Linked DNA regions of Homo sapiens: regions 2 and 3 are each linked to region 1. Evidence: chromatin loops called from intact Hi-C (ENCODE). Cell type or tissue: B cell. All regions are shown on one strand.

What was found. Hi-C counts contacts between places; a loop is a spot of excess contacts. Peaks named below come from ENCODE experiments on the same cell type or tissue, not always from the same donor. Only the 100,000 strongest peaks of a DNase experiment are listed, where the experiment ranks them.
Region 2: a loop joins it to region 1, with 18 times the contacts of the local background. A loop is called at or near these places in 4 of 110 quality-filtered maps.
Region 3: a loop joins it to region 1, with 20 times the contacts of the local background. A loop is called at or near these places in 3 of 110 quality-filtered maps.

The regions. Positions count from the first base shown.
Region 1 is chr1:194,284,892-194,292,891 of GRCh38, reverse strand. All of the region lies in intron 2 of LOC107985242 (a long non-coding RNA gene), which reads left to right. It overlaps LOC105371670 (a long non-coding RNA gene), which reads left to right. Exons shown (of 3, transcript XR_922390.2): 2 at 464-539; 3 at 1,512-1,653. Among named protein-coding and RNA genes, the nearest start is that of LINC01031, 980 kb to the right of the region's middle. RefSeq lists a silencer at 3,126-3,326. In B cell, no CTCF peak of the experiment used is centred here; a DNase peak (open chromatin) is centred at 3,131; H3K4me3 peaks cover 414 bases; H3K27me3 peaks cover 413 bases.
Region 2 is chr1:193,533,982-193,541,981 of GRCh38, reverse strand. All of the region lies in intron 3 of LOC124904475 (a long non-coding RNA gene), which reads right to left. Among named protein-coding and RNA genes, the nearest start is that of LINC01031, 230 kb to the right of the region's middle. RefSeq lists enhancers at 1,598-1,667, 1,918-2,127. In B cell, no CTCF peak of the experiment used is centred here; DNase peaks (open chromatin) are centred at 1,861 and 4,131; H3K4me3 peaks cover 2,285 bases; H3K27ac peaks cover 1,615 bases.
Region 3 is chr1:193,474,459-193,482,458 of GRCh38, reverse strand. The region is part of intron 3 of LOC124904475 (a long non-coding RNA gene); the gene reads right to left. Among named protein-coding and RNA genes, the nearest start is that of LINC01031, 170 kb to the right of the region's middle. In B cell, no CTCF peak of the experiment used is centred here; DNase peaks (open chromatin) are centred at 3,008 and 5,448; H3K4me3 peaks cover 332 bases; H3K27ac peaks cover 447 bases.

The DNA of each region.
Region 1 (8,000 bases):
TCTGATGATCTCAGTCTTTGGGTCATAGTATGAATCATACAATTTACGGATGTCTTTACTCTCTTTTACTCTCCCCTAAAATTTTCTAGGACTAAAGATTATTGAATACAAATAAAGATAAATAAACAAATAAACCTTAACAAGATGAGGAAAACAATCCTCTAAATTCGTATATCTAGTCATTACCAGAATATTTCTGACTGTATTCACATATACTTTCACATTATATGTCCTTAAGTGTTTCTTTGTACAATTTATTTTTAGCCATATTACTGCAGCAGAATTGCAAAGCCTCAAAATTTGTATAAGCAGTAATAATTCTTATTTTTATATAATTATTTTTATAAGTTAAATGAAACACCTATCCTATATGTAGATTAAAAGATTAAATAATAGCCCTTACAATAATATTAATTATTTACTTACAGTTAGTGATTGATAATATTACTTGTATATATTCCAGACTTACAGAACATTTTTCCTGAGAGATGATCAAGCTTCCATGGGTTGTTTTCAGTCCTGGATTTATAATTCCAGAGGTATAGAAAATATTGTTGAATGTTATTATTTACTTCAGAATTTAACAGTAAATACACGTTTTAGAGAGTGAAGCGTAATTAAGTAAATTCCCTAGATGATGTCAAAAATATTAATAGTCCATGTATGTTTAATTATATGAATGCAAGTTCTGTTATTTGTGTGAGAAAATTAAAACAAATGTTACAAGCAGAAAATTGCTTATAGAGTGTCATCAATTAAGGCTGACATTTGTCTCTATCATAAGACTATAATTTATGTTTTTATACTTTATATTCAGTATTAACAATAAAACCTATTTGCATATGACTATAATTAAACTAGCATTTATCTTTAAATTTTTTATAAGCATTTAAAAGATGTTACATGTTTTTATCCACTTGTACCATTCAAGTAAATAACTATAGATTAGGCTTAGATCAGCTTGTTACCCAATAACAGAATTTGTTGGCTTTCATGTTTTATGGAAAACTGACTGCTGTTCAGACTATTGACACTAAACTGTAGGGAGTATTTTCACTGACTATACCCTGGTGTTAATATAATCTATAACTTTCAGTAAAAATATTAATGTTTTTAGAATTTTAGATACCAGGGTGTTTCAATCCATCATTTGTATTCCTTTTTATGAGATAAATGAATCCAAATTTCAGTGTACAATACCTGCTGTAAAATGTTTATATCAAATGTAAAATATAGACAGCAGTAAAATATGGGATGTGAAAGATTTAGTAATTTTTTTATTTCTTGTCAAACAGTAGGATAATATTTAGAGATAAGAGGCAAAATTTATCCTGAGTAAGGGAAAGTTATTCTGCCTTTTAAAATGTTCGTAAGCCTATCCAAGGTTTCAGTATTTTTGTGTGTTTTTTATTATTAGAGGAAAGTTAACAATTCCCTTTGATCTTAATGATGTTACATCATTGTAGCATGAAAGGAATAGTATAACCTCAACCAACTTTTTCTGTATTTAGTTTTCAGCAGTGCTGACAATTGTCTATGCCATGATAAAAAGAGAACGAAAATGTGTTGGAAGAGGCACCTGGGAGTGTAGTTGTCTCAGAGGGAACACCACATTTGTTCCTATGACACATTTTCATTGAAAGAAAAAAGAAAAAGAAGAAAGAAAAAGAAAGAAAGAGAGAAAGAAAGAAAGCAAGCAAGATAGCAATCAAGCAAGCAAGGAAGGAAGAAGAAAGCATCTTTTCTATTTCCCTTTCTTTTTATTTCTGTGTCTTTATTTCTCCTCTCTCTCTCTTCCACTTACTCCTCTCTTCCTCTCCCCTTCCTTCCCTCTCATCCTCGCCCCTTCTCTTCTTCTTTTTACCCCTACCCCCACCACCTTGTTTCTAGTCTTCCACAGTATTTTCTTACTAATACAAGGAGTGACTTAGTCCTGGTTAGAACAAATATCATAGAACGTCTTTACACTAAGCCTAGAGGTTTGCCTGTTGAAAGAAAACCACTAACTAAGTTTATCAAGGCATTGATCACCACCACCCCATTTACATGCTTTAATATTATATAGTATGCACCACATGACGTTAAAACATCAGGTTAAATTGCTTTTCTTTCAGAATAAACAGAGGCAAAAAGATGTAGTTATAATGTGTAGTAAAGTTTCTACATCTGCAGGATATACTCCTTTTTAAGACTTATTATTTTGATGATGGTGTACAATAAATCTCATTACTTGTGGGAGCCAAAAAGTTAACTGCTAATTCCATGGGTACCAAGGGGGCTGGACCCTATTACCAATTGTCTAGTACTAAGAATGACCTCATTATGTTATGATAAAAATTTTTAGCACATTCTAGACACTGAAAGACAGAGGTAAGTAAAGCCAGGTTAATCAAAATAGGGATCTTATAGCCTAGTAGAAGAGGTAACCCATAGAAAACAGATTTTTATACAGTACACTAAGTGATGATATAATGGTATGTTTAGGTTGCCATCGTAAATGAGGTAAATTCAACTCATATCAGAGATCCAGGAAAGGAGTTTAAAGGAAATACTTAATATGAGTCTTTAATAATAAATACAAAATTTTAAAATAAAGAATGGAAAAAAGTCATTTTCCTTCAGCACACTGTCAGAACATCACAAAGATGTGAAAATAAATATTTCATGTAGGAAATTCTGGCTTGTTCTGTTGCAGAAGCCTTACTCCTTAGCTTAGCGAGGTCTGAGTTCTTGTCTCACCACCACGATGAATGAGGTACATGGACATAGGAGGGTGAGTATGGCAGAATAGACTTTATTAAGTGACAGAAAGCGCTCAGTAAGGAGAGGGGACTCAAAAGTGGGTTGCCCTAGGGGATTAAAAACCTCATTTCTAGGGGTGTGTTTCTCATTTGCATCTTGCACAACCTTTTACTTCCTAGTTGCTTCCTGGTCCCAGTTCTTACTGCCCAGGTGCGTTCTTGTCCATAGTTATTCCATCTTAATTATTATGCATAAGCACCACAGAAAGGCCCAGTGGGTAGTAGGGGTGGTGGTGGTGAAACCACAATGCAGATGTCATGCTAATGATATTATAATGAGCTTGAGTCAAGTTAAGGACATTTAGTTGATTTATTACACCTGCGCCTAAGTTGGGACAGTCCCTTCTGAGCAAACATTCTGGTATAAGAGGAAGTTCTTAACCACATTTCCATCTGCTAGCTGCATAACAGGGGCAATGCAGGTGCATTCCTGCATGCATTGTCTCTCTCATGAAGCCCTACATCTCCATCGTACCACTTGCATACATAAAAAAGGTAAGTGAGATTAAAGATACACTTGGATAGAAGCAGGTCACAAGGGCTCTTGTGTTTTGTTAGAAATATCAGCATTATTATAATTTGAAATATGTTGTAATGAGCATTTATATGACACTTCTATATTTCCCCAAGAACCAGCTGCATATTTTTAAATATTGTATGTTTAAGATTTTCAAGAGGCTTGTAAATTTTTTGAGTTTCATAATCTTTAACAATGCAAACCAAAATACTTAATCAGTTCTTACTTAGTCATTTATGAAGTTACCCATGGGAAAATTATGTTTACTGATATTTTAACCCTGTTTCTATCACTTACTTATTCATCCAACTTCCAAAACCAGTGTTCTTTGGCCCTTCTCCTCAGTTTGTTTTGTTAATAAAAGTTATAAATTTAAAAAATAATAATAATAGAAAAATACATCTGTAACAAGCCATTATTTTATGCTATTTCTCTTCTTCCCAAATTTGGACTAAAAAGGATTTAAATATAAATGTTTGTTTTAAGTTTTTTATTTTATTTTAGTTCAGGTATTGGTTTTTACTGGAGAGGTTAGAGAAAGTGATTTCAAAGGGCAAAATCAACTCAAAATTGTAAAAGGAGAAAATGGAAAAAAAAAAGCGATGATATTCATGACTGATTATCTCCTTCAAGAAAGGAGGGAGGAAATGAAATGTGCTCAGTCTTCTCTTGTAATCTCTTTTCCCAAAGTTACCTCTTGACATTTTTGGATGTTCTGTCACAAGAAAGTTGATCTTTCCATTTCTTTGGTTACTTAGCTTTTAATCTATCTGTTTGCATACATGCTAGAGAGCGATGAGTGATTTGTCGTCTACATAGAAGTGGAAATTTATAGTCTGAAAGAAAATAATAGTTTTCTTTTCTTTTATCTGTTTTATTATTTTCATTATTTGAAATTCTAGTAAGTAATATTCTTCCTTCAAAGTAGCTGTCACTTACAGCTTTCTTAACCTGAGTCTCAGAAAGAATTCAACAAAGCTGTATCTTTCTGTCTTTAAAATATTATTTCTTCCTGTTTCTATCAGTCACTTATGTCATAATAAATATTAAAACTGACAGGCAATATATTTTAAGTGCTACTGTAAAAGCATTGTTTTGCTATAAATAAACAAGCTCATTTCTCTAGGACTTAAATAGGAATACAGATTTGATACATTCTCTTCCCCTATTAAACATCTGTGGCAAGATGCCATTAGGGAGTTGTTAGATTTGCTGGAATTTTCCACTATGCCAGATATTAAATTACCTGTCATATGTGTTCTGAAGTATACAGAAGGTTGTAATCGTATAAGGATGCTGAATGTGCTGACATTTTCATTGCCCTGAATATAAGTAAACATAATTATTGGCTCTTCCTATAGGGTTTTAATTGATATGTTGACCAGTAGCCATGAGTGGGTTTGTGAAGACAACAGGATATAAAAATGGATGTCTTTACAAATCCACTGTCTTTTGTAAAGAAATGCATCATAGAGCAATTATAAAATAATTTGCATTATTTTATATCATTAAATTAATATCAGGGTATAGGTTATGAAAACTACATGATTCAAAATAGACACTATAAAAAAAGAATGCTGTTGGAGTGGGAAGAGGCCAAATGAGCAGCCACCATTTTGCACCTCTACTGTGGCATGGCCACGTTGCACAGTGCTCAGTCAGGAAATGCGATTTACACATCCAACTCCTAGCCTATTCTTCCCAATTACTATGATTTTCTTCCTGCTTTTGTCACTATTTCTGAGTTCCCATTTATCTAGTACACTGGGATTGGGTAACTGCAACTCTGGATACTTAATAATTAAAAAATTGCATTATTAGGAATGATATTCGACTTCCCACATAGATTCTTGTGTTTTTCTCAAGTCTTTTTTCATGTTCTGTATTGAAATCTATCCCCGTATAATCAACCTACTTTCCATGTTTCTGGGTCTCTGAATAAATTCCTTCTTGGATTTGTCTGTACATAATGGCATATTGTGGCTATTTTCCCATTCTCATATATTTTATGAGGAGAGGTCTTGCAATTCTCAAGGCAAATCAGGAATGATCTGCCATGTTTTAGTTCAAAAATTACTTCTGGATGAGCACAGTGGCTCCCATCTGTAATCCCAGCAGTTTGGGAGGCTGAGGTGGGAGTATCACTTGAGGCCAGGAGTTTGAGACTAGCCTGGGCAACATGGCAAGACCCTGTCTCCACAAAAATTTCAAAAAACCAAAAACTCAGCCAGATGCAGTGGTGCACACCTGTAGTACCAGCTACTCCAGAGGCTGAGGCCAGGAGAGTTAATTGAACCCAGGAGTCAGAAGTTGCAGTGAGCTACGATCATGCCACTGCACTTCAGACTGGGAAATAAAGCAAGACTGTATCTCAAAAAAAAAAAAAAAAAATTACTTCTGTCATTAAACTGGTACATAAATTCAATAATATGTAGGAATGAAAAACATCCTTAAAGTTGTAAGGATTGGTCCGGCACGGTGGCTCATGCTTGTAATCCCAGCATTTTGGGAGGCCAAGGCGGGTGAATCACCTGAGGTTGGGAGTTCGAGACTAGCCTGACCAACATGGAGAAATGCCGTCCCTACGAAAAATACAAAAAAATTAGCTGGGTGTGGTGGTGCATGCCTGTAATCCCAGCTTTTCAGGAGGCTGAGGCAGGAGAATCATTTGAACCCAGAAGGCAGAAGTTGCAGTGAGCCAAGATGGCGCCATTGCGCTCCAGCCTAGGCAACAAGAACGAAACTCTGTCTCGAAAATAAAATAAAATAAAATAAAATAAATTGTAAGGATTATTGTGATTTCTGATTGAAAATTCAAATATCTACATTGTTTAAATATATATAACTCTGGGACTTTGCTTTTCAGAATCACTCACTTTTTCATTCATTTATTAATTATTCATATTAAAATAACTTAATGATAACCTAATATTTGCCAAGCTCTATTCTAATCACAGATCTATCTGCAGAAATCTCTGTAAAAATATACAATATAAATGTATAAAGACTTCTGCTTTGTAGAGCTTACATTTTAATGAGAAATACCAATGAACCAAGATAAGTACCAATAAGATACCAGTAAGAAGCTTATAAGGCCCATGAAAAGAAAAACTAGTACAAAATAAGGGAAATTGAGAGTGTGGGGTGGGGTGGGGCGGGCATTTGCATTGTGTAGTGGAGATAGCAGGTAAAGCAAATACCTATTGTCTTCATATGTTTTACATTAGCAAGGGGTCAATGTGGATGGAGTGGATGAGGGAAAAAATAGTTAGAATTAAAGTTAAGAAGAGGGGAAAGAAGGAGGGGTATTTTAGGTAATAAAGAGTGTTGAAAGTGACTATGAAGATTTTAGGCTATAAGTGAAATTAGGAACCATTGTAATGCTCTAAGCAGAGGTTTGACCTCCCTCCTTTACATTTTAACAAGATTACTCTGGATGTGATATTGGGAATGGTTTGTGAGGTGAAAATGCAGAATAAAGGAGACCTTTTTGAAGGTTCCTCTAGTATTTTAGGTGCGAGATGTTGGTGGTTTAAACTACTGTAGCAGTGGAAGTAAAGAAAACTGGTCAGATTCTAGACATATTTTGAAGGCAAAGCCAAAATAATTTTGTAATAGACAGAATGTGTGATGAGAAAGAAATCAGAAGACCAAGGATGATTCATCTGGAGTTTTGACCTATTATCTGGATTTCACTAGAAATTTAAGAGATGAATCAAAAATTATTACTGATCTGTGAAGTAGCAAAAGATAATTTTATTTTTCTCACGAAGCTTCAAATCTAATTGTACAAAAATAATCATTTAGGAAGTAATAAAACATTTGAACATCAAATTGATGTTGTGATTTTGACTGTGAATACAATAAAATTTACACTAAACTGCAAGGCCTTCAAATGTCAGTACCAGAACTTATTAAGTTATCAAACACGTAGTGCTTGGAACATACAATGTACTCTATTAACTAAACTTTTCAGAACAGAAGGTTAGAGACTACACATGCTTCATGGAGAGAATGTCAAATTTGTTTTCTTCTTAAAATAAAAGCAGGGTTTATAAAGCTGAAATTCTTATACTATCAGGGAAGCAAAGGGAAACAACAGGAACTTATCCAATAAATGTCTTTTTTTTTTTTTTTCAAATACATGTTTACTGACAATCAATTCTGTGCCAAAGATAAGAATAAAGAATAGGTTTTGGAAAAACAAAGAATTCATACAAAGAAACATACGCATTTTGTACCACTATTAAACACATCATAAAATATCATGAGTTATTTCAAACAAGATACAATTAAGTTCAAATTTGAATTTTTCCTACATTATTAAGACTATGTACACATGCATATATGTGGACATGCATAATTACATTTATGATTATGTATTCATGTTTGCTGAGCAGCCCACTGCTTTTACATATAATTTATTCCTGAAAGCGACTGAAAAAAACCAACTGTTAAATTTCAACAGATTTAAAGTTGTGGTTATGTGTAGATGTTGGTCATGGTCATGGCACTGTTGTAAAGAACAACTAAAAATCAAATCAAAAAAACTAATTATTCATAATTTTAAGCATTATTTTATGCCTGTAAGTCTATATGCTTTTCAATTATATCATTTTTTTAAATTGAATTGTAGCCTACATGTTGAAATGTAGTGATGTCCTATTAAGGTTCAAATTATG
Region 2 (8,000 bases), 750 kb after region 1:
CAAGAGAATTTTTGTAAGAAATAAATTTCACCTACATTAAGACACTGAGATTTCAGAGTTCATCCATCTATTAAGCAGCTAATATGAGCATAAAAACATTTCATAAAACTGAATTTTGGAATTACCCAGTAATCCAAAAAGTGAACAGAGGATACAGTTTATTCAATTTCAATAAATACGATAGCACATTAAATTATAAGTGATTATAGTTTTAATACACAGAAATATCGAATATAAAAGTCACATAGGAATTCTATGCCCAGCATTATAGCAAGATATTCTCTAACCTAATCATATCTTTTAAGATGCAGGATTTAAAAATATCTTTTAAAATTCATCTAACCTAGCAAGAAAGTGGGGAAACTCTGAAAGGCAAAAAGTGACAAGAAAAGAGCGAATCCAGAGAGAGACCAAGTATTGAAATCACCAGTGGATTTCCAAAAAGCATTTGCAGATCACTTGGTTTTTACTGATAAACATGAGATTGAGAAAACAAAGCTTAAGGATCCCAGAAGATGAGATGTCAAATTACAATCCTCCAAAAAGTTGGCACTCAAAAGAGATGACAAGTCAGACAAAGAGTGAACTACATAAATAAAAGCACCTATGAAGGAAGACAGTGAGGAAAACTGCCTGACTAGGCCTAGGCCATGGGTGGAGAGAAAAAAATGTCTTGCCTGAGAATTGCTAACAATAAAGCAAACTTCATAACAGATGCGAGATCAGACTTTACATTATTTTTACAGCCTGAAAAACCTCGAGTAGAAAATAATTTAAGGTAGTCCAAATTGTAGTGCTCTCAGATGCTAGACAGAGGCAAACAAATGCTCTCTGTAGAAATGACCTCAACCTCAGACCCCAAAGAATTCCCACAGATAAAAGTCTCAACAAGCATAAGCTCACAATTGAAACACAAATCACAACTGGAAACAAGCCTGTGTGACTGAGACTTAAACAAATCAGTTCCACAAAAACTGCAGGTGTTTAAATTATCAATGTAAAATATGAATAATTAATGTTAAAAAAGAACAGATATCATATCTTATTTCAGGCTACTATAATAAATTACCATAGACTTAGAGGCTTAAACAAATATTTTTCACAGTTCTAGAGTTCAAGAATAGGGTACCAACATGGTCAAGGTTTTGGTGAAAGCTGTCTTCCTGGTTACAAAATCTCATGGCCTTCCTTGGTGTATGCATGCAGAGAGATCTTCTGTCTCCTCCTCTTTTCCTAAGAGCCCTGTGAGAGCTCTACCCTCATGACCTCATCTAATCCTAATCACCTCCCACAGGCCCCACCTTCAAATACCATCACATTCTTGATTAGGGTTTCAACACATGAATTTGGGGGGACAGACACTCAGTCTACAGCAGTTAGTAAAAGAATATAATGGCAGAATAAGCAAGTACCAAAACTATGAACCAGCAGATATGCAAAACAGTTAAGTAGAAAGGAAGAGTATAATATTAAAGTGAGAAATTCAAAGGAAGAGTTAAATAAGTTATTTGATATGGCAGAAAAGAAAGTAAGTTCAAAGATAGAGAGCTAAAGATTGAATGCAGAATGAAACACAAAGAGACAGATGGAAAATATGACATCTGAGATGTTGTGAAACATGAAGTTCGGAGTGAGAAGGTATAATAAAGATCTACTAACGATGTGGTGGTGCCTCCTGTAGTCCCAGCTACTTGAGAAGCTGAGGCAGGAGAATTGCTTGAGCCTGGGAAGTCAAGGCTGCAGTGAGCTGTGACCATGCCACTGCACTCTAGCTTGGGTGACAGAGCGAAACCCTGTCTCACGCACAACAAAAAAACTACTAAGATTTTCAAAAGATCCTACAAAGAATGGAACAGAAGCTCTAACAGACGAAATATTGATGGGGAGCTGACAAAAGACACCCATCCAAAGACTTAGGTATCCCAGAACATCTTAAGCCAGGTTAATAGAAAGAAATCCACACCTAGACTCATAGTAAACCAAAAACAATTTTAAAAGATCTTTAAAGCAACTAGAAAAGTAGAACAATGAAACTGAAAGCTGACTCTTCAAAAACTGAAAGCTGGAAACAGCTGAACGAAGTCTTCAAGGTGCTAAACATATATACATAATTCTTAATCTCCGAAAGATTTTCAACAAGGATGCCAGGACCATTCAATGGAGAAAGGACAGTTTCTTCAACAAATGGTGTTGAGAAAACTGAATATCCACAGGCAAAAGAATGTAGTTGGACCCTTACCTTACATCACATTCAAAATTTAACTCAAAGTAGATCAAAGACCTAAAAGATCTGAACTGTAAAGCATACAAGGAAAAATAGGGGAAAATCTTCATGACATTGGATTTGGCAAGGATTTCTTGGATATAACAACAAAAGCATAGGCAACAAAAGTAAAAGCTTCTGTGCAAAGGGCACAATCCACAGAGTGAAAATGCAGCCTACAGAATGGGAGAAAATATTTGCAAATCATGTATCTGATAAGAGGTTAATATCCAGAATATAAAAAAAAATGCCTTTAACAAGAAAACAGCCCAAGCTTTTAAAACAGACAAATCCTTTGAATAAACATTTCTCCAAAGATGATATATAAATGACCACGTATATGCAAAGGGACCCAACATTACTAATCATTAGGAAAACGCAAATCAAAACCCCAATGGATATCACCTCACGCCCATTAGGAATTCTACTATCAGAAAAAAAAAAAAAAATGGAAGTTAAATGTTGGTAAGGACAGGAAAAAATTACCAAGGATGGGAAAAATAGTGTTGGTGGGAATGTAAAATTGTACCGCCACTATAAAAGATAACCCTCAAAAAAAATAAAATAAAATAGAATTGCCGTATGATCCAGGAATTCTACATCTGGGTCTCTATTCAAAAGAAAGCAAGATCTCAAAGACTTACTTGCCCACCTATGTTTGTAGCAGCACTATTCACAATAGCCAAGTGGTGGAAATAACGTAGGTGTTGACCAGCAGATAATGGATAAACATAATGTGGTATATACATACTGATATGGTTTGACTGTGTCCCCACTGAAATCTCTTCTTGAATTCCCCACGTGTTGTGGGAGGGACCCAGTGGGAGGTAACTGAATCATGGGAACAGATCTTTCCTATGCTGTTCTCATGATAATGAATAAGTCTTATGAGATCTGATGGTTTTATAAGGGGGAGTTTCCCCACACAAGCTCGCTCTCTCTCTGCCTGCTGCCATCCACGTAAAATGTAACTTGCTCCTCCTTGCCTTCCACCATGATTGTGAGGCCCCCCGAGCCACGAGGAACTGTAAGTCCATTAAAACTCATTCTCTTGTAAATTAGCCGATCTCAGGTATGTGCTTATCAGCAGTGTGAAAACAGACTAATACACATACAATGGAATATTATTTAGACTTAAGAAGGAAAGAAATTCTGACCACATCCTACAATACAGATAAATCTTGGACACACTATGCTAAGTGAAATAATCCAGTCACAAAAGACAAGTGTAAGAGTCTTCCCTTATCGTCAGGGGATACATTCCAAGATCCCTGTGGATGCCTGAAACCAAGGGTATTAATGATGCCTATATATATGATGTTTCTTCCTGTACATACATACCTACAATAAAGTTTAATTTATAAATTAGGCACAGTAAGAGATTAATAACTAATAATAAAATAGTACAATTATAACAATATGCCAGCATCACTGCTCTTGTACTTTGGGGCCATTATTAAGTAAAATAAGGGTTACTTGAAAACAAACGCTGCAATACCTGGACAGGTGATCTGATCACTGAGATGGCTACTAGGTGCCTACCAGTCAGGTAGCATATGCGGAAGGGCTATGCTGGACAAAGGAATGATTCACATCCTGGGCTGAATGGGACAAGATTTCATCACACTACAAAGAATGTCACCCAATTTAAAACTTACAAATTGTTTATTTCTGGAAATTTTTATTTAATATTTTCAAACCACAGTTGACAGCAGGTAACAAACTGCAAAAAGTGGAACCACAAGTAAGGGGAGTCTACTGTACTGTATTATTCCTCTTACATGAGGTATCTAGAGTAGTCAGATTCATGGAACCTATTCACAGAAACAGAAAGTAGAACGGTGGTTGTCAGAGCCTTGGGGGAGGGGGAAAGGGGGAGTTGTTTAATGAATCAAAAGTTTCACTTCTGCAAGATGAAAACATTCTGGAGATCAGTCACACAACAATTTGAATATACTTAAAACTGCTAAAAACGACTGGGAGGTAAAAATGATAACAATTGAACTTAGAAAAAGTTAAGACGACAAACTTCATTTTTTCCATTTTTTTCTACAACAAACATTTTTAATACAATTAAATACAGTCAATCACGTGTTGCTGAGGTGATTTTGTCATTGTGCAAACAACATAGAGTGTACTTCCACAAACCTAGATGGTATAGCCTACTACACACCTAGGCTATATGGTTTAGCCTATTGCTCCTAGGCTACAAACATATACAGCACGTTACTGTATTGAATACTGTAGGCAATTGTAACACGATAAGTATTTGTGTGTCTAAATATATCTAAAGATAGAAAAGATAACACACTGTGCTATGTTAAGACAGCTGCCACATGCCACTATGCCACAGGAGTTTCTCAGCTCCCTTATAATCTTACCCCCTGTTGTATCTGCAGTCTGTCGTTGTCCAAAACATTATGTGGTGCATGACTGTGTATAATTCATTATCTATAATCAATTGCCAAACTATCAGTCAAGAATGAAGGGAAAAAACTCAAGACAATAATTACTCAATACTTCTTACCAATTATTCTGCTCAGTTATTATACTTTTGACATAAAATTTATATAAAAGATGAATATATATTTTAAGAATAAGATCAGTGAATGCCACCATTTAAAGAAACAGAATATTATCAATATCCCTAAGGCCCCCGGTTTCCCTACCTGATTGCTTATACCTCCTTTGTCCCTCTCTTCAGAGTTAGCCACTATCCTTACTTTTACCTTAATTATTCCCTTATTGTTCTTTATGGTTTAAACTCACATGAATTTCCTATCCACATGTTGCTCAGTTTCAGCTGCTTTTTAAATTTTAAAGGAAATTCTGTGTATATATTTTTAAGGCACCTTTTGTTTCTTACTAATATATGTAGCTGTAGTCCATTTTCACATTATATGTTATTCCATTATATGCATGCAATACAATTTATCCACTGCAAATGTAGATGTGCATTTGGCTTGTTCCTGTTTTTTGCTTTTAAGGATGTTGCTTTGAACATTGATGTGTCTGCTGACATACATGTGAGTTTCACCAAGCTATAGAGCTGTGCCTTAGAGTGTTCACTCATTTCACTTTTTAAGTAAAACGCAAAACTATTTCCAAAATGGTTTTACAATTGACACTTGAAGCCGAAGTATAAAAGTTCTCATTTTTTAAAAGTAACATTTCTGTTTAAATTATATTACCTAAAAATTGGTCACATTTTTCCTGCAATGTGGAAGGTCTATGTTGTACAACCACAAATGATTCATTTGATGTATTTCTTTACTGTTTGTCATTGAATTTTCATTTATAAATAGCCCTGTCTCTCCTACATGTTCAAATTTTTCCAATTCCAGGCAAATTCCACTTATAATGTAAGAAACAGGAATATATTCTCCTGTGACATTATTTAACACAAGAATTTGGGCCGGATGCAGTGGCTCATGCCTGTAATCTCAGCACTGTGGGAGGCCGAGGCAGGTGGTTCACTTGAGATCAGGAGTTCCAGACTAGCCTGGCCAACATGGTGGAACCCTGTCGCTACTAAAAATACAGAAATTAGCCAGGCATGGTGGCACAAGCCTGTAGTCCCAGTTACTTCGGAGGCTGAGGTAGAGGTTATAGTGAGCCAAGAGCACGCCACTGCGCTCCAGACTGGGCAACAGGAGTGAAACCCTGTCTAAAAAAACAACATGAATTTGGTTCCAACAGTTTTGTGTCTCCACTCCCATGTTTACTGCAGCACTATTCAACTATTCACAACAGCTAAGATTTAGAAGCAAGCTAAGTGTCCATCAACAGATGAATGGATAAAGAAAATGTGGCTGGGTGTGGTGGTTCACACCTGTAATCCCAGCACTTTAAGGGGGTCAAGGTGGGAGGATTGCTTGAGCCAAGAAGTTGGAGACGAAGCTTGGCAACATAGTGAGACCTCATCTCTACAAAGTAAAAAAAAAATAGCTAGGCATGGTGGTGCACGCCTGTAATCCCAGCTACTCAAGGGGCTGAGATGGGAGGATAGCTTGAGCCTGGGAGGTCGAGGCTACAGTGCACCGTGATTGCTGCCATTGCACTTTAGCCAGGGTGATAGAGAGAGACTCTATCTGGAAAAAAGAAAGAAAAAGAGAAAGAAAGAAAATGTGGTACATATATACATTAGAGTACTATTCAGCCATAAGAAAAGAATGAGATCCTATAATTTGCAACTGCATGGATGGAACTGGAGGACATTATGTTAAGTTAAATAAGCCAGGAACAGAAAGACAAATTTCCCATGTTCTCACTCATCTGTGGAAGCTAAAAATTGAAATAATTCAACTCATGAACATAGAGAATAGAATGATGGTTACTAGAGGCTAGGAAGGATAGTAGTGATAGAGGAAGAATGGGGATGGCTAATAGGTACAAAAATATAGTTATTAATGGATAGAATGAGTGAGACTTGGTATTTGATAGCACAGCAGGGTGAGTACAGTCAACAATAACTTACATTTTTAAATAACTAAAAGAGTATAATTGGATACTTTGTAACACAAAGAAAGGATAAATGCTTGGGGTGATGGATGTCCCATTTACCCTATTATACAGTATATACCTGTATCAAAATATCTCATGTACCTCACAAATATATACACCTACTATGTACCCACAAACATTTAAAAAATTAAAATTAAAAAATAAGATACAGAAGAATCGGAAGACAATGTTGTCTTTAAAAACAGAGTTTTATGATCAGGGCTTAGAAGTGGGTTTTGCAAAGATTGATCATTATCCTCTGAGAAAAAGAAAAATATATACAGTAGCACCATACTATTTTATCAGAGTTAAATAATTGTACTGTTTAGGTCTCAGTCTTTGCCTTACACAGCTTGACACAGAAAACACCAGGCATTTGTATTCTAGTCCTATCCCTAAGTACCTATGGGACTTTAATCGAGAGATGTCACCTCATTTATTGGTGAAATGAAAGATTAATAATCTCAAAGCTTTGTTTCATCTGGAAAATTCTATTTACTCTCTGCTATTATGTCACTAGCTGGCAATTAGCAGGCTCTTATCCTGCAAAGGTCTTTTTTATGGCTTTTATTGTGTTGTTCTCTAATTGAATATGGCTGGGTGTGCAATCACCAGTTTTCTCTAAGACCCGCCACTCCTAACAGTTACATCCTGACCCAAATGTTCAAGCTGCCTCCCTGGACTTGAAACACTTGAGTTTTCAAACACTGCTCTATAGTAAATACTTTTACCCATTGAGAAACACTAATATTTATCACAACAACTAGTTCTTTAGAGTGCACCTTAGAGTTGATTGTTTTCATGGGCTTTACTTCATGTATTTTCATGTGTATTCTATGTCACAGTCGTCCTGATGATCCTTTTGACTATGGAATATGTAGAGCATCTTTCCATTGCCCAAATATTAGCAAAAACAAGTCAAAATGTCTTCTTTAATAACCCACAAACACAATGTCATACATGCAAATGCTGTGGTGCCTCACTTCATGGAGAAAGCCCAGAATTCAAGTTGCCAACTTCCCACTGGTGATTGGCACAGTAAGCCAGGCTATAGGGAAATGAAGTGGGATCAGATGCTCTTCAGCAAGTGTCTAGCTCTGCCCAGAACCACTCTGAAAGCCTCCTCCAGACAATGCGGAGGAGCCAAGCCGAACATATGCTCGCAGAGGGGGAGTCAGGAAACAACTAGGACATCAACATCCACATCTTGGCATGAGCTACTAACCCTTAAACA
Region 3 (8,000 bases), 810 kb after region 1:
CAAACACAACATTTGGTCAAACCTAAATTCAGTGTTCAAAGGACAAAGAGATTTTAAAGTCATTCTATTTTCCTTTGTATTACTAAAGAAAATGTTCAATTGCTGATACATATTAAGATACCCGACTCTTGTGTTTGACATTAAAGCATTTTCTTAAAAAATTGTCCCTTTCAAGCAAAATTTCATTAGATTGATTAAACATCCCTTCAGAGGGTCAGCATGCCTGTGTTAGTAGCAGTATAAGACAATATAGGAATAGGCTAAGAGCTTAAAATACATATATTTTTCCCAATACTTTGTATATAATGAGGTGTGAGAGAGAAGTTATTTTAAATGTATGACTAGAATTATAAACTTATCAGAATAAGCTTCACATGCCTTTGACCATGTTTAAAAAAATTCTAACTGGGTAGCCATTAGACCCGGGTGGCTCTAGCACTTTAAATTCCTATGTGAACAAAACAAAGCCCAAGGTAAACAGCAAATTAAAGAAATTGTACGAGTCAGAAATCAACTAACCTCTAACCAGGAACTTTCCACTCTAACCAATCAACACTGTTCTTTGCCTTGCTTCTGCAACCTCTTTACAGTAGCCCCCTCTTATCCAGTTTTGCTTTTCGTGGTTTGTTACCTTCAGTGAACTGTGGTCTGAAAATATTAATATTTTGAGAGAGACCATATTTATAAAACTGGTTTAATAGTATATGGTCATGATTGTTCTATTTTAGTTATTAATCTCTTACTGTGACTAATTTATTAAACATTATAAGTATGTATCCATTAAAAAACATGGTGTATATCATAAGGTTTGTTACTACCCTTGGTTTCAGACATCCATTGGGTGTCTCGGAATTTATTCCCCGTGAATAAAGGGAGAATACTGTATAAAAGTTGCCCATTTTACCCCTCCCAACAGAGCTGCTTGCAGATTGATGCCACCCCAATTCAGGAGTCACTGAATGCTCAAATAAGTGCTTCAAAATTTTAATGTGCTTAAGTTTGTTTTTAATCAACCAGAATAACACAGTTTGGATTGCATTATAATGTGTGGTATTGTGAACAAAACTGACATTTCTGAGTAGGAAGTATGAGACACAGATTCACAATTACTCCATATATAAACTTTTAAAAAGTTGAACATACTAGACATGTTAACTAAAGTTTCAGATTGAACTGAGACTTGAGATCTAGCATTTAAGATCATTACTATTTCCTATAGAGCATCAAATAAAAACTCAGATTACGAGAATTTCTACCTTAAATTTTTAAAGAAAGAGCTCTAAGATGAGGAAATAAATTACAAGTGATGGAAACCCTTTGCCTGAGGACCAGATTATTTCTTTAAAAAATAATGTATGACTTCTGTATTTAGTAAGCCCAGGAGTGGTAGATCAAGGGGCTCCATATGCCACAGAGACAGCTTATCTCTCCCCTCTTCTATGTGCTTATTATACTTCAACTGGGCTTTCCCAACAAGGTGAGAAAGATGTTAATGACAACTTCAAGCTCCACAGATTACCAGTTCAGCAGCCTCAGTAGAGGGAGGACACCTTTTCCTGACACATTCAGTAAATATCCACGGAGGACTCTGATTTAGCCAGGCCAGGAGTTGGAGGTGGCCCTGTGCTATCCAAACCACATGGACCAAGACCCAGCAAGGTTATAATCTTCCAGAGAGAAATCAGGTCCTGCTACCAAACAGGCAAAGATAGCAGATTTCCCCCACAATTCCTAGATATCAAAACAATAACATGAAAATTCTAAATGATTGAAACCAGTCTTTATGGCTGGCTTTTGTCATCTATCACAAAGAACAGAAGCTTCATTCAGCCACACAGCAGAATACACAGAAATCTACTTTTTTAAATGGCTTTATTAACAATTTACATCCCATAAAATTCACTCATTTAAGGTATACAGTTAAATGGTTTTTAGTATATTTACAGAGTTGGACAACCATCACCACAATCAATTTTAGACCATTTTCATCATGCAAAAAAGAAACCCTGTACCCATTAGCAATCTCTTCCATCTCCTATCTCCCCCACTCCTTGCAGCCTATGGCAAGAATGAATATATTTTGTCGTTGATGTACAAAATATTGCACCTGCTTAATGTATACAACTTGATACAACTTCACATATGTACCCACCCATGAAACCATCACCACAATCAAGATAATAAACATTCATCACTTCCAAACATTTCTAAATGCCCTTGTTTTTTGTTGTTTTTGTTTGGAGGGTTTTTGTGCTAAAAATAACATGAGATCAACCCTCTTAAAAATTTTAAGTGAACAATATTGTTAACTATAGGCACTGTGATATACAGCACATCTCTAGAACTTATTCATCTGGTATAACTAAAAATTTATATCTATTGAACAACTCCCGATTTCCTCCTTTCCCCAGCCATTGCTAAACACCATTCTATTCTGTTTCTATGTGATTATTTAGTTAACTCCATAAATGGGAAAATACTAATCTTACCTTCTCATACCTCAAATGGGGCAAAGATTTAGGAAGGTTCTCACAACTAGGGCTGCAAATCTGAGTGGCCCATCCACAAGAATTAAATAGGAAATTATCTGAAGAATTTAATTGACTATTAATTATAATTTACAATTGCCCAAAGACATTTCTTCTCTTGTGCCTTTAGCTGTAAATTACATTATTTAACATATATTGTTATTTCCTTTTGTACCTATTTTACGACAACCATTATGCTTGATTCATCATTTTTCCCTTATGTAGTGCTGTGTAGTATAATATCTTGGAGCTTATGATTTAATAAATATTGATCTCCCTTGGTCTTTATTATGCTAAGAAAAAGAGACCTGGTTCTCTTTTTCAGGTTATCATTAGGCTTGTGAAATGTGATATACAAAGTGGTTTAGAGCCTTGAAATGCAGTCAGGAAGCCATTCTAAGAACTACCTGCGTGACCTGAAACCTTGCAAAACAGGAACTTGTCTTTAACATTTGAACTGGGTCACACCGCCATGACCACAACATCCTGGAAAACAGCCGAATTTCACCAATGCTGCAACTCCTAAACAGTGACAACCAATGAACTGTGGACTCATGTACTAAACCAACCACTGTCACCAGTGATATCTTTCAAAACAACTTGTGATTACCTTCAGCATCCTTTTACAAATCTGTACCATCCTACCTCTCTTCAGAACACAGTTTAGTTTCTAGCTCAGTCTGTCCCTCAAATTGCAATTCCTAAGACCCCAAGAAATGCCTTATCTTACTGCATTGCAGTCTAGTCTTCACCTCTTCCTAGTTGACAGGCTCCACAATAAGATAAACTATGTGAGGAAAGAAGCAAGCTTTGTCAATACAGTCAAATTGACATTTCTAAGAATTATATAAGTTTTCCCCAGAAAAATACAGTGACTTCTCTTCAATTCACACATTTGTTTCTTGAAATTTTGGGGACCACTTACAAAAGTTTAATGCAATCTTACATATTTTGGATAAGTCACTTTATAACATTGGGATCAAAATGCCTACTATAGTTATTTTCTATAAGTGGTTTCCATTAAGATAACTACTTTAACAAATACTAAATTTTATTATATTACTTTAATTACATTACTTTATTAAATACTAAACTTTATTATACCACATTAACTTTCTTTCCAGTAAAATATTACATAGAGTAAGAATTTATATAGATAAGTAGTCATAGATATAATGTTTAAAAATACCTTTTGATATGTCATAGGAAACATTGCTTTTAGCTTCTTCTTCCCCTTACCAAATAGTACCACTTATTACAGTCCTGTGCACTGTTCTGCACCAATAAGTTGAGCCGTTGACAAATGCAATTGGATTATTAAAAATCTTGTTTTCCCTTGATTATATTACAATCTGCAACCCATGACTCTCCATATGGTATTAAAATAAGTTTGATTAGAATTCTAAGGGTAACAGTAAGTGAATCACATTATTATTTCCAAACACATCACTGGTATGAATGAGAGTTAAACACTAACGTATACTTTTAAAACATTATCAACAAATTCCCCCAGTAAACAGCCAAACACCACAGAAAACCAGAATTAATCCTACTATCCAAAATTGTTCTGTGCAAAAATGAAACAAGAATACAATCGACTTCTGATTTGACCCTTATTAAAGTAATGCAGCATATTACAGTGGGATATTCTAATGGGCAAGAGAAAAAAAACAAGTCAGTTTTTTGAAACACACTATTCCATATGGCTTTTCCAAGGAAGTCCTAAATTTGAAGAGAGCATCCTGTTCATTTACATGGTTTCCAACACATTTAAGTTGTATAAAGGAATACCCTAAGGAAGCTTTTCAAGTTTGTAAACCAAGCACTTTGCCTTTACCTTTATTTGCTCCCACCAAAATGCTAACGATATCATCTGAAATTTCCTGCATCCCAAGGCATATGTGTACTAATATTCATTTTACACAAGTAGTTACTACATAGACCATGTGTACTGAAAAGCCTAAAATATTTACTATCTGGCCATTTACAGAAAAAGTGTACCAACCCCCATCCCAAACTAAAGCTAAAGACTTTAAGATCCTCCCTGCTTCATTGCTTTGTTAAATGCTGGCTCAGTCTGTTACTGGATAGTCAAAGTTTCAGATTTAAATTCTGCAGCTGAAATTTACCTCTTAAAAAATCAATCTCCTGTCATCTCTCATAAATTGATACAATTCTTACAAAAAATATGTTTGCACACAGCCCTTCCCTCTTCTGTATTGTAAACCTACCTTTCAGGTACCCTATCATGTAGGTCTCACCTGACTTTTATAAGGAAGGTATACATCTGCCTTGGAGCTATCACAGCTGTTTCCAATTAGCTATCTGACTAAATGATTAGACAACCACACATTTTAAAGTCTATTTTTCATCTATGTAGCTTGTAAATAAAGCTCTAAATTTTAGTCTCTAATCTCAGTTGAATAGAAACCAATTCATGTTGGCCCCATGAAAGAAGCAGGTCTGGGGGCCAACAAACCCTTAAAAGACAAGTGGTCAGCACTAAAACCTCTAAGGGATTGAGGTAGCCCATTGGAAAGAAAAATTTGGAATAGCTATTGATAATCTTTCCATTTATTCCCTTCATTTGAGCACTTGAAAAACTCCTACAGCTGCCTGCCCATCATCTTTCTACTTCCCCTCTTTCTTCCTTTTCTTTTTATTTTTTTTCTTTATCTCCTGGAAGAAAAAAGTGGAACCAGATCTCAGACAGTAAAGAAGCAGAAAGCAAGAGAAAAAATAACTAGTTTAGCTCCTTCTGGGCTTCCACCCTGTATTAGTCTATTTTCACGCTGCTGATAAAGACATACCGAGACTGGGTAATTTATAATGAAAAAGTGGTTCAACAGACTCACAGTTCAGTGTGGCTAGGGAGGCCTCACAATCATGGTGGAAGGCAAAAGTCATGTGTTACATGGCAGCAGACAAAAGAGAAATGAGAACCAAGTGAAAGGGATTCCCCCCTACAAAACCATCAGGTCTCGTGAGACTTATTCACTACCATGAGAACAGTATGGGGAAAACCGCCCCCATGATTCAGTTATCTCCCACCACGTCCCTCCCACAACACGTGGGAATTATGGGAGCTACAATTCAAGATGATAATTGAGTGGGGACACAGCCAAACCCTATCACACCTTAACCCCATATTCTATGTAAAAAGCTTACACTGCCATCTATAAATTATAAATTCAACATGAAATAACATCACAAAAAGCAAAATGTCTGAGACATTAGCCTCATGGATTATGTAGTCTAATACAAAGCCTAAAGACTAACACACAGAAGCAATTAGGTCCAAACCTGTTCATACTGTTTTCAAACTTGAAAGTTAATAAATATGGAAAAATCCTGAACTATAGTTTAAGGATGTTGTCAGTATTCAGATTATAGTTTGGGTCAGGACAGGAAAAAAAAAGTAAAAGGGGATATAGTATATAAAGAATATTCCAGAAAAATCATTGAAAATGCAGCAAGATCTTCGGGAGAAATTACATTTTTCTCTAGCAATAAGACTGTCTTTGAATCTTAGATAAAATTTTTTCCACACAGCAAAGGGAATAGAAGTTGGATACTGACACCCATGAGAAATAACAGTAGAAACAATCTTTGCATCCAAAGGAAAAAGACAAATAAATGAATAAAGCTTTGAAGCATAAAGACCCGAGGCTCCTTCTTGTCCATGTCTCATTATACTTCTCTAACCCTCTGAAATAAAGTAGCCCTGATTAAAAACAGTAGTTAAAAGAGCATCAGAGAGGAAAGGCAGGAAGATGGAAGGAGGAAAGAGAAAAGATGGGGAGGAGGACAGGGAGAATATAATGTGAAATATGAGCAAGAATAAGCTAGACAGTGAAAGAGCAGTAGACGGGAAGCTGGCTGGAAAGCGGACTTGGGAAACAACTCCAGTAGAAAGGGTAAAAGAATGGAAGTGTAGACAGTGGGTGAGACACCACACTGGTGAGGCATGGAAGAAGAGGCAGGAAGGAAAAGCACAAGAACCAAGGAACAAATGGAGGGATCCTACTGAATAAAAGATAACTGAGGAACTGAGAACCTGTGAAGAATTATTCACCAGAAGGAAGCCAGGTTGAGGAAGCAGAAGCAAAGATGGAAGAGAAGATTAGGCTAAAAGCAGAGAGCTACAAAATACTGGTTAGTGTTTAAGATACCACTAGAAATTTGAAACCATGGTAAAATTGTCTATGGGTGTGTTTTTAAAAATTCTAAAGAGGAAAGGGATAAACTAAATTTTAAGAACCTAGATTCTGGTGGGAGGATTGTAGCCAGCTGAAAGCTGAGATACAAATTGTGAAAACTTTGGGGAGTTCATGGAGAAAGCCATCTTTCAACATAACTGGCTGTTCAAGACCAATGACAGGGCAGAGGATCATCAAATGTTGAGAATAGTGTTCTTTTAACATGCTCTAGGGTACAAAGCATATTAACTCATCATTTCACCTGCAAGGGAAAGAGAATAAAAAGCTGCATTGTGTTACTGTGTGCCCCACACAAAGTAGAAACTCATTAAATATTTATCAATAGAATGAACTCTTTTAATGTTGTGAGACAAATATCTTGGATTAAAGTACATTTGAAATCCCAGTCAGTCTTAAGAAACAACTAAGTCTAAGGCTGTAACAAAAAAATGTATATATGAACTAAGATCTAAAAATAGACTGCTATTTGTTGAATTCCCACTGCATATAAGATTCTAAGCATTTTACATATTTTCTCATTTAAACATACAGCATACCTGCAAGATGGATGTTATTTTCTCCAATAAGCAGTTTAGGACATTAAAGCTCAAATAATTTTTGTGGGTTACCCACTGGCCAATATGGACCACTGAATGGATCATGTCTACCAGAATATAAACCCCACAAGGACAAGGGTTTTGGTCTATTTTGTTCTCTACTGTTTCCTCTAAGAAAAAAAAAATGCCTGATGCAAGGAAGAAACTGAACAAACATTTTTTGAATGAATAAATGCCTATTTATGATGAGACAGCTGAATATGACCATGGAAAAAAATGTCAATCTTGCCAACTAGTCTCCTTTCAAATTCATGATGATTAACCTCAAAAGTGGGCTCCTCCTTAATATAGTGACCCAGGTTCATTCAGTCCATTTTTATATATAGTATTTAAAACCATGAGTCGGGATGATATCACTTCAAAGTGACTATAAAGAAAAAAAAAGCCAATATTTACATACCTGGGAGATAAGAAAAACCCAGAAAAATGAGAAAGAGGTGCTAGTGAGTCAGGGTAAGATCCAAGAGAATGTGGTGTCCTAGAAGCAGAGAGAGGGGCATATTTCAAAAAGAAGAGAATTGGCCAGTTTCCCTAGGAAATAGACTTCAAGACTGAGCAGAAGGTTTACTAGGGAGTGCTCTCAGGATCAGCTCCAGTAAGGAACTGGGAAACACAGGGGAGTGCAGCGGGAGAACTGAGATACAATGGCAACAGGA